Regions from separate parts of the Homo sapiens genome. Here region 1 is linked to region 2. A link is a contact called in ENCODE Hi-C or POLR2A ChIA-PET data. All regions are on one chromosome and are shown on one strand. The core of a region is the stretch at or near the end of the contact, and the rest is flanking DNA. Distances in the headings are between cores, read along the strand shown.

What was found. A loop is a pair of places that touch in the nucleus more often than their neighbours do. ChIA-PET counts read pairs that join two places held with the same protein, here RNA polymerase II (POLR2A). Pooled maps may share reads with other maps.
Region 1: a loop to region 2 is called in a map of CD8-positive, alpha-beta T cell, with 2.2 times the contacts of the local background. The contact joins the enhancer-like site here to the promoter of CPE in region 2. A Hi-C loop is called at or near these places in 4 of 168 maps with a recorded cell type or tissue (CD8-positive, alpha-beta T cell, Caco-2, PC-3 and 1 more), 1 of 37 single-sample maps with no recorded cell type and 1 of 50 pooled maps. POLR2A ChIA-PET finds 5 or more read pairs at or near these places in 5 of 52 experiments (HepG2, MCF 10A, OCI-LY7 and 2 more).

What each region holds. Positions count from the first base shown.
Region 1 is chr4:165,439,429-165,443,681 of GRCh38, forward strand. The region is part of intron 1 of CPE (carboxypeptidase E); the gene reads left to right. Among named protein-coding and RNA genes, the nearest start is that of MIR578, 55 kb to the left of the region's middle. Within about 2 kb of position 1,326, at least 3 of the 41 ENCODE cell types and tissues checked have a DNase peak (open chromatin) inside an H3K27ac peak, as active enhancers do; they include PC-3, where a contact is called at or near this core.
Region 2 is chr4:165,376,839-165,381,551 of GRCh38, forward strand. It overlaps CPE (carboxypeptidase E), which reads left to right and starts at 2,170. Exons shown (of 9, transcript NM_001873.4): 1 at 2,170-2,690. The coding sequence starts at 2,384. RefSeq lists a silencer at 2,203-2,462 and an enhancer at 3,942-4,486.

The sequences.
Region 1 (4,253 bases), core at 76-2,575, 62 kb after region 2:
AAGTCAACAGAAATTCATTTCCTAGTTAAATTGTTAGAAATAAATTATTCATGGAAGAGCCATCTGTGTTCTCTATTGCCAATTTCTCCACATAAAAGGAACAATGTGTTGTGGCAGAAGTCGGCTGAAGCTTTTTTTTTTTTAATGTGACTCATGTCACTTTGAAGATTTACTTTACTTTCAAACTTATATCTCAGTTCTCAGTGTGACAGGAGGTTCATGTTACATTTCTTCCTCTTACAAAAAATCCAGAGAGACTTCTAATCAAAGAATTATATTGATACTAATGAGAAAATATATATTTACGGTTGCTGCTAGACATTTCTATATATAAAAGATAGGGGCAGCAGACTGATTGGAAGAGGGGAGCAGTTTACAACAAATAGAGCAAATGTCAACATTCTGGATAAAATCATGTTGAGGCAATCAAGGAACCGATAGCATGATGAGAGGGCTAAAGCACTCCCCAGATCAGCTCGTGAGCCCATTAAATGAACAAAATGCAATTCCCTTGTTTATGAAGTTTATTTCTCTGTTTTCTATAATTTTTTGTTTAGCTTTTAATACCTTAGCTCAAAGATCATCATTTGCATAGTGCAATTATATTGTTACATAGCTTTGCATTAGATATCCATATCAGCCTTTCTTGCCTTCTTCAGTTTTTCCTACTATAAACATTGTGCATGTGTGTGTGTTTTTCTGTTTTTACTCTCTGTGTATCCTTTCTAGGTTCCCAACATGCCGCTCCTGCTGTGAAGGCTTTAACCAGAAAAACTCCTAATGTTCTTCTGCCAGGGATATATCAGTGGGAGGCAGGAAGAATGGTGGTTTTAAAGTTCATCTTCATTATTATAGAAAATAACTTTGGCTCTTTACTTATCTAGAAGTTAGATCAGTTTGAACTGAGCCCCTTGTAATATAGATGTTGGCAATATGGAAGTGTACCAAAGTATTCATTTGCAGAGAAATTAATCAAAGATAAGTTTCAGAATCCCCTTAGCTGCTGCTGCTGCTCTCACAACCCCACCCCCCCCCACACACACAAGCTGTGGTTTCTGGAACAGTGGTCTGGTGTGCAGGATTTGGAAAAATGCCACTGATTTCATGATTCATATGCACACCATGGAAATAAACAAGAGCAAACTTCTATAATAATTTAGGTACTTTAAGTCTTATCCACTTTGTGGGATTTTTTCCTCGTACCTTCCCAACTGAGTTCCTGTAGCCCTATATAAACATTAGCATCATTGCTGGGAGAATTCCAAGGAGTGAGTCAGAAAATACCACCTCTGCCCCTATGTCACCGATTTGGAAATATTTGCCTTGAGGGGTTGTCCTCAGTGACTTCTGAGTCCTTGATAGACACTAACTAATTAGCACTTGAAAACTGCCTCCGAGACCTGGAACTTGTTGGTTGCCAGAGAGGCTGGTGTGCTCCTTCTTTCATGTGCAGCATTAGCAAATGCCGGTGTGGTATGAATCTTAAAAATTCAGCTCTGACAATCTAATCTCAATAATGAAAGTATAAAAACGCTATTGCATCAATGGAAATGCAGATGTCACTGGGTGGCAAATGCATCAGTACAAAGGCACATCCAAAGGGAGGCAAAGTCGGAGACGTGCAGGTGCTGAGTTAGATCTTGACTGCACACCTGGACCTTTACAGCAGTATTCCCAGGGGGTGACCACATGTTTGGGTTTGCTCAGGATGGCCCCATTTATGACTGTTTCCCTGGCAGAATTAATCGTCGAGACCCCGTTCACTCTCAAGAATCTTGATTTGATTGTTAATCTGATGAACAGTGAAAGTGTTTTCAATGGCTCAAATAGCATAAAGAAACCCAGAGTATCTGGAGAATGAAGCAATTTGAGGAAGTGGCTCCTATAGATCCTGAACTCCTTAACAGGCCAGATTAATAGCACTTGGTGGACCTTGGCTTTCCTGTGACATAGTACGTCCCAGTGACTCCATTTGCTACAGAGTGGAGCCATCATTTGAATTTCCATCACGGCCTGTCTCTGGAGCAGACCACTGTGGTACTGGGGTTTTGGGGGCTCTCTCAAGCCAGCTTCATAGACTCGCTAACCTTATTTTACAAGTAGCATTCTAGAACCAGTCATTATAACTTTCAGGGTGGGCATTTTCCACGAGATCCTGGTTCCAATTACGCCTAATTATTTGTTATGTCCTATTTGGGTTTTCTTTTTACAGATCTTTAAGAAATTTTCCTTTGGCTCTGAGTTGAGTCAAAATGTTGAGTTCAACTTTCATCCTAAGCAAGATAGAGGGCATGAATTATGGTTGAGGACTTATGCATATTTTGACCAAATGAAAATGACCACTGTTGCTCCAGCCCAATTGCTGCTACTCTAGATTGTGAATGCAGATATAGTCAAAATGACTTTGGTAAATGCTTCTAATCATGACTGATTATCTTTTTGGCTGGTAGAGGAAGTAGGAATGCATTCATATTTTGTATGAAAGGTAGCGTTCTTTTTGTAAATTCTTGCTATTTAAATAACTTTTTGGGTTTGTCAAAACCTTTTCAAATTTTTCCAGTTAAAGTTTCTTCCTACAGCAAGACGGTGAGTTTGTTTTTTTTTTTTGTTTTTTTTTTGTTTTTTTTTTTTTGAGACAGGGTCTAGCTCTGTCACCCAGGCTGGAGTGCAGGAGTGTGATCATGGCTGACTGCAGCCTTGAACTTCTGGGCTCAAGCAATCCTCCCACCTTGGCCTCCTGAGTAGCTGGGACTACAGGTGGATGCTACCATGCCCAGCTAATTTTGTAATTCTTTTGTACAGACAGAGTCTTGCGATGTTGCCCAGGCTAGTCTTGAACTCCTCGGTTCAAGTGATCCTCCTGCCTCAGCCTCTCAAAGTGTTGGGATTACAGGCATGAACCACTGTACCCAGCCTAGCAAAACATTGAGTTTTTATACCAAAAATATACAGCAGCTCGTGCTAGTGTATCCACAGTACTACTTCCATATTTCCTTCTGATATTCCTCAAACTTATCTTCTTGAGATGGGAATAAACTCAACATACAGGAAGTTCATACAAAAGTGCTAAATTCAGTTTCCAGATTATAACAAGGCCCCATAAACATCAAAACATCAGAGGTTGATCTGTGCTGTTCAATATGCTACCCACATATAGCTATTTAAATTTAAATTAATTAAAATTAAGAATAAATAAAAATCCAGTTCCTCAGTTGCACTAGCCACATTTCAAGTGCTCAAATGTTATTTCCCGGGACAGTACAGAGAGAGAAAATTGCCACCACTGCAGAAAGTTCTACTGGAGAGTAATGGTGTAGGAACAGGCAGACCTTATATAAAACAATCCTTTTATTTTCTGGTGAAAATGGAATTGAGCCAACCTTTCATGCGTTCCTAGTTCTGATTCTGTGCCATTAAGTCAGAGCACTATGAGAATCCCTATATTACCTTGAGGAAGAACAGTGAAAATTTACAGTGCTGCAGCTGTCCCAGAATTCAGAACCCATGATCTAGGAGACTTTAGATTTCATGAAAGTAAGGTCTAAGCTTACCCTGTTTTTCACTGCAATCCCAGGGTCTGGCACATAGTAGACTTTCAATAAACACTTGTGTAATGAATAGTTGAGGGAACCCAGCAAGGACCCATTAAAAGGGCCTAACTACAAAAACACGGGCATCTCTTGGGGTTTGGATCATTTTTGAGGGTTCCCTGGGAATCATGCGAAGGGGCAGGCAGTAGCCATTGGAGATTTCTCCTTTGTAGAAGCCACAGCACAGCATAGGGCAAATGGCATTTGCTGAGTAGCTTCTCCTTTTTCTTCTCTTTCTTCTCTGTCTCCTCTCCTTCTCATCTCCCTATTCCAACATCCTATCAAATTGCTAATTCTGTGGAGCATTTATTAAATGCCAGCCACTATTCTAAGGTCCTTTAATAGATTATTTCATCTTCCCAGTGATTCTATTGTATTGCTTTGCTAAGGCCACCATAACAAAATACCACAGACTGGGTAGCTTTAACCACAAACATTTATTTTTTCACAGTTCTGGAGACTGGAAGTCTGAGATCAAAGGCAGGCAGGTTTGTTTTCTCCTGAGGCCTCTCTCCTTGGCTTGCAGATGGCCGCCTCCTCACTGTATCCTCACATGGCCCTTTCTGTGTATCTGCATCACTAGTGTCTCTTTCTGTGTCCAATTTTCTCTTCTTATAAGGACACCAGTCAGGTTGGATTAGGTGCATCCCAATAGCCTCATTT
Region 2 (4,713 bases), core at 920-3,419:
GAAAATTTCCAGAATCATAGCATTTTAGGTCTGAAAGAGACAGTGGGAAACCTACAGTACATTATTTCTCAAAATGTCTTTGTCAATCAAACATCAACATCAGAAATGACTGGTCTTCTTTTTAAAACCTAGAAGCTTGTTAATACCTGAAACCCACCCCAGACCTGATGAATTCATAGGGGCTTAAGAATCTGCACATTCTATAAACTCTCTACATGATTCTGTTGCAAGCAAACGTTAGAGAGTGAAAAATCCAAACCTTTTATTTTATAGATTAGGGAAACAAACAACTAAGCTGTAAAAGAGAACCCCCTGCCCAACAAGTGAGACCACATAGTAGGCATGATTTTACACATTACAATTTTTTTTTCTCCAAAATAAAATTTTTTAAATCCAGCAATCAGGGTGGATATATAATCTTTTGTATAATTGCCTATGAAGCCACAAACAAGTAATACATATGCCAGTAAAGTTGGTACAGCTGACCTACACCTAAAAATAGCCCAGAAATTCAAAGACCAAGTTTTCATTCCAAAATTTTTTATTTTGGAGAAAATAGAACGCATATCCTTTGTTCAAAGAGACAGCTAAGGAACAACACAGGACTTCAATGAAAAATATGTTGTTTATGTGTGTAGTTACTAGTCAGTATGCCCCACCTAGCCACAAATTAGTGTGGTTACTCTAAATTGCTAACATGAAAATCTTAACCTCCTACTTCTGAAGTTATTTGGTTTTAGCTACTCAATTTTTTTTTCTAGGCTTCCAAGGTTGCTGTTTTGGGCATGGTTTTAGAAATATAATTATAAGTTTGATTTCAAACTTCTGGACCATGTAATCAAGCACAGACTGGTCATAGTGGAAAATATACAATTTTTAGCTCTGCCTACATTGACAAAAAAAAAAATGGCTGGATCCACATCAATTCAACTTGAGTGCCATGTGTTTACAGTGACAGTTTCTCCCCGAAAACGCAAAAAAAAAAAAAAAAAAAAAAAGAAGATCCATGCTGCTGTAGTATATGTACATAGGGGTGTTTAAAGCCAGCCCCTCCAGCAGCACCTTACCAACCATGTCTGTGCTTTTATTTATTGATCCAATAAGATGACTTAAATATCTAACTCCTTTTCCACGTAAAAGTTTTTATTATGTGCAATGCATTGTTAAACAGGTGAAGAATGAACAAGTTTAGAAAAACAAAGAAGCTTAACATGGAAAATTACCCGCATGGTGTCCACTTTTCCTGCTCGGTTGCAATACCCAATGGATTATTTATTAATTTAGATTTGTGCTGTCCCTGAATCCAAACAGCAGCCTCTTTAGAGTAACATCTGCTCCAGACATTGCTCCAGGAATATAAATCCCGACTAAGGGGTGGATATTTAAAGCTGTAAATGATTTTTTATTTTTACAATAGCTTTGCAAAAGGAACGGAGGTGTCATGTCATCATCAGAGTTTTCTTAACAGGATTTAATCTTAATGCCAAACTAAATCCTTTGTCTAAAGCATCAGCAGAGTTGTACTTATTTTCCCCATAGTATTAAAGAGGAGGGCTGGTGCAGGCACAGCCATATGACATTGCCTTATTTATTTTGTCTGTTTGTTTTCTGGAAGAATCTAGGAATGTGCATAAATACAATTAAGGACAGTATCTACAAATTGGAAGAAAGCATTTCTATTCTCTTAAACCTCTAAATCAAAGCACTTAATGTTCTGATTTCCAGCAAGACCTTCTAATAAATGAAAACCCAACCCTTGGGTTTGTGTTTTGACTCTTGATACAATTATGAAAGACGCATCAGGAGATGGCAAGTGGCTGCCAGTACTTCCTTTTTTCTGGAATATTCTCTAATTCTTGGTGGATCAAGATGGAAACTGGTAGGCTTGGAATAGATGTCCCTTTAAAAGGCTCCACTAACAATACAAGAATATTTTTTCCATACGCAGTGACGTGGGTGGGTCATGGGTGTCTCAATGACAGTAACGTTCCCGAACCCCGGACCTTAGCTGTCATTTCACCTGCGTCGTCCCGGACGCCATTTGGCTGTTGACGTGGTTCCGAGCCAGCAAATAACGCCAGCAGCCCTCCCAGATCCACGCCGGCCCGTCTCTCCGCCGGCCCCCTCCTCGCAGTGGTTTCTCCTGCAGCTCCCCTGGGCTCCGCGGCCAGTAGTGCAGCCCGTGGAGCCGCGGCTTTGCCCGTCTCCTCTGGGTGGCCCCAGTGCGCGGGCTGACACTCATTCAGCCGGGGAAGGTGAGGCGAGTAGAGGCTGGTGCGGAACTTGCCGCCCCCAGCAGCGCCGGCGGGCTAAGCCCAGGGCCGGGCAGACAAAAGAGGCCGCCCGCGTAGGAAGGCACGGCCGGCGGCGGCGGAGCGCAGCGATGGCCGGGCGAGGGGGCAGCGCGCTGCTGGCTCTGTGCGGGGCACTGGCTGCCTGCGGGTGGCTCCTGGGCGCCGAAGCCCAGGAGCCCGGGGCGCCCGCGGCGGGCATGAGGCGGCGCCGGCGGCTGCAGCAAGAGGACGGCATCTCCTTCGAGTACCACCGCTACCCCGAGCTGCGCGAGGCGCTCGTGTCCGTGTGGCTGCAGTGCACCGCCATCAGCAGGATTTACACGGTGGGGCGCAGCTTCGAGGGCCGGGAGCTCCTGGTCATCGAGCTGTCCGACAACCCTGGCGTCCATGAGCCTGGTAAGGGCGCTGCCCCCTGACAGCCCTGGGGGCATCCCGGAGGGGGGCGGCAGAGGGTGGGACTGGTGGCGGTGGGGGAAGGAGGGAGGGATGGGCCCAGGGGTGCCTCTTGGTAAAAGGTATCTAAGGTGGAAGGTGGGAAGTGGAGGGAGGGATGGAAATGGGGAAGAACCCGACTTAGAGCGCCAGTGGCCCAATTTCTGCTTTCCCGTCCCATCCCCCCAGCACCAATCCCATCTCCCCAGACCTTAGGCCACCCTCTAGTAAGTATAGGCTTGGGAGGCTGGGGTGGCGGGGGATGGGGGGGATAGCAATACAGAAAAAACAAATCCTGACGCACGCAACCCCAGCGGTCGCTCTCACTTTGCTGTGTGAAAAACCCAAAGGAATGATTGCGAGTCCCCCGCAAGGGGGGTTGGTCTTCCTTGCTGACAAGAGTAGAAAGATAAGGTGCAGAAGGCAGTGATTGAGAGGAAAGGAGAACGAGGGAGAAAGAGTCATTTATCATGTTTTCTCTAATTTCCAGAGGACCAGTTTATTGGCTCTGTGTACCCATCTCTACCTGTGTGTGTATACGTATTAGGTACACTCGCTGCTGTGGATGCTTGGGGAATCTTAGGGATATTGCCAATCTGGGGTGGTGGTGTATAAAGATACGTTGGTGCCCCTCCTCCTACCAGGGTGAAAAGTGGTTTCTGACTTTTGAAACCAGATTTTGAAACTGCACAAGGCCTTTCCAAGGAAAAAGGAGTATTCCATTTTCTCTGCTATAACCATTTGAGATGAATAGTTTGTGATGGGGTCTTTATTCCAACTGATGTTCCCAAATAACCATCTGTATTCGTCTTTCCTAGGAGTATATTAAAGCACCTTTTGGTTTATGTTAATTGTGATGCATTTAGTATTAATAAAGAGGTATTTAAAAATGTTCTTGGGACTTTTTTCGTTATGTTTCTGCTTAGGAAATAATTTGGGCCTGGTCTTCTGATAATCAAGGTACAGCTAAAGTAATCTGTGCTAATAATATCAGCATGGGATGGATGCTTAATTTTTGTTTAATGACAAAGCAAGCAAGAAAAGTAGGCTAAAAATTCTCAGTGCAGGGCCAGTATAGTTTTATAATGATACGTAAGAACCAAACTGAGAAGAGATTAAAATAAGTGATCAATAGACATTTTGATCTTCAAATATATAGTAGGTGGGTTGATCAAGAATAAATCTTCAGGAAATATTTCTTACCTTCAAATAATATAAGAAAAAAAGGTTCATGTAAGTTTGCTGTCAAAATTCTAAGATCAGATCCTAGAAAACATTTAATATTAACTACTCTTATCTACCAGGATTCAGCATGTAGGATTGGACATTTTGAAACTTAGTTTCATACTGTTATCTGAAGACAGGGAAAAATTTAAAATGTGATAACTGATTTTCAGCTAAATCCAATAACCAAAGCCAAGATATCCTAGGCACAGTTAAAGCTAATGTAAGTATTTGTGAGTCTCCTGCTGCTTACTTAATGAGAACCCTTTGTTACTCTATTTTGTAGATTGATCCCAGAGTTTTTTGCGTTGTTACTTCAAGAGATTATATGAAAGCTAATGTTTAACTTTTTGTTGTTTCAAATTTGGAAATAAAATTTTAAAGTGATATTACAGTTAGAATGTGATATGCTTTAGAAAATGAAAACAATGATTTCTTTGCTTAAGTATCTGGAATATATAGTTCATCAAGGTTTGCAAATCCTTCTTTTAGATTGCAAGCTGTATGAAGTGGGGACCCTGATTCCAGCACCCAGCTCATGTTTGGCACACAGCGGGCTTGAATATACATTATGAAATAATCTACATTATGGAAAAATACTGAATATGCAGTGTGGAAAAAATGAATCCATCAATAGCTGCATAACACAGTGTATTAAAATAAAATGTTTTATTCTTCATACATTCAAAATACGTTGATTGAATTCCTCTTACAGAGACAAACTCGGAAGTGTTGTACAATATGTACTTTACAATTCCTTTTT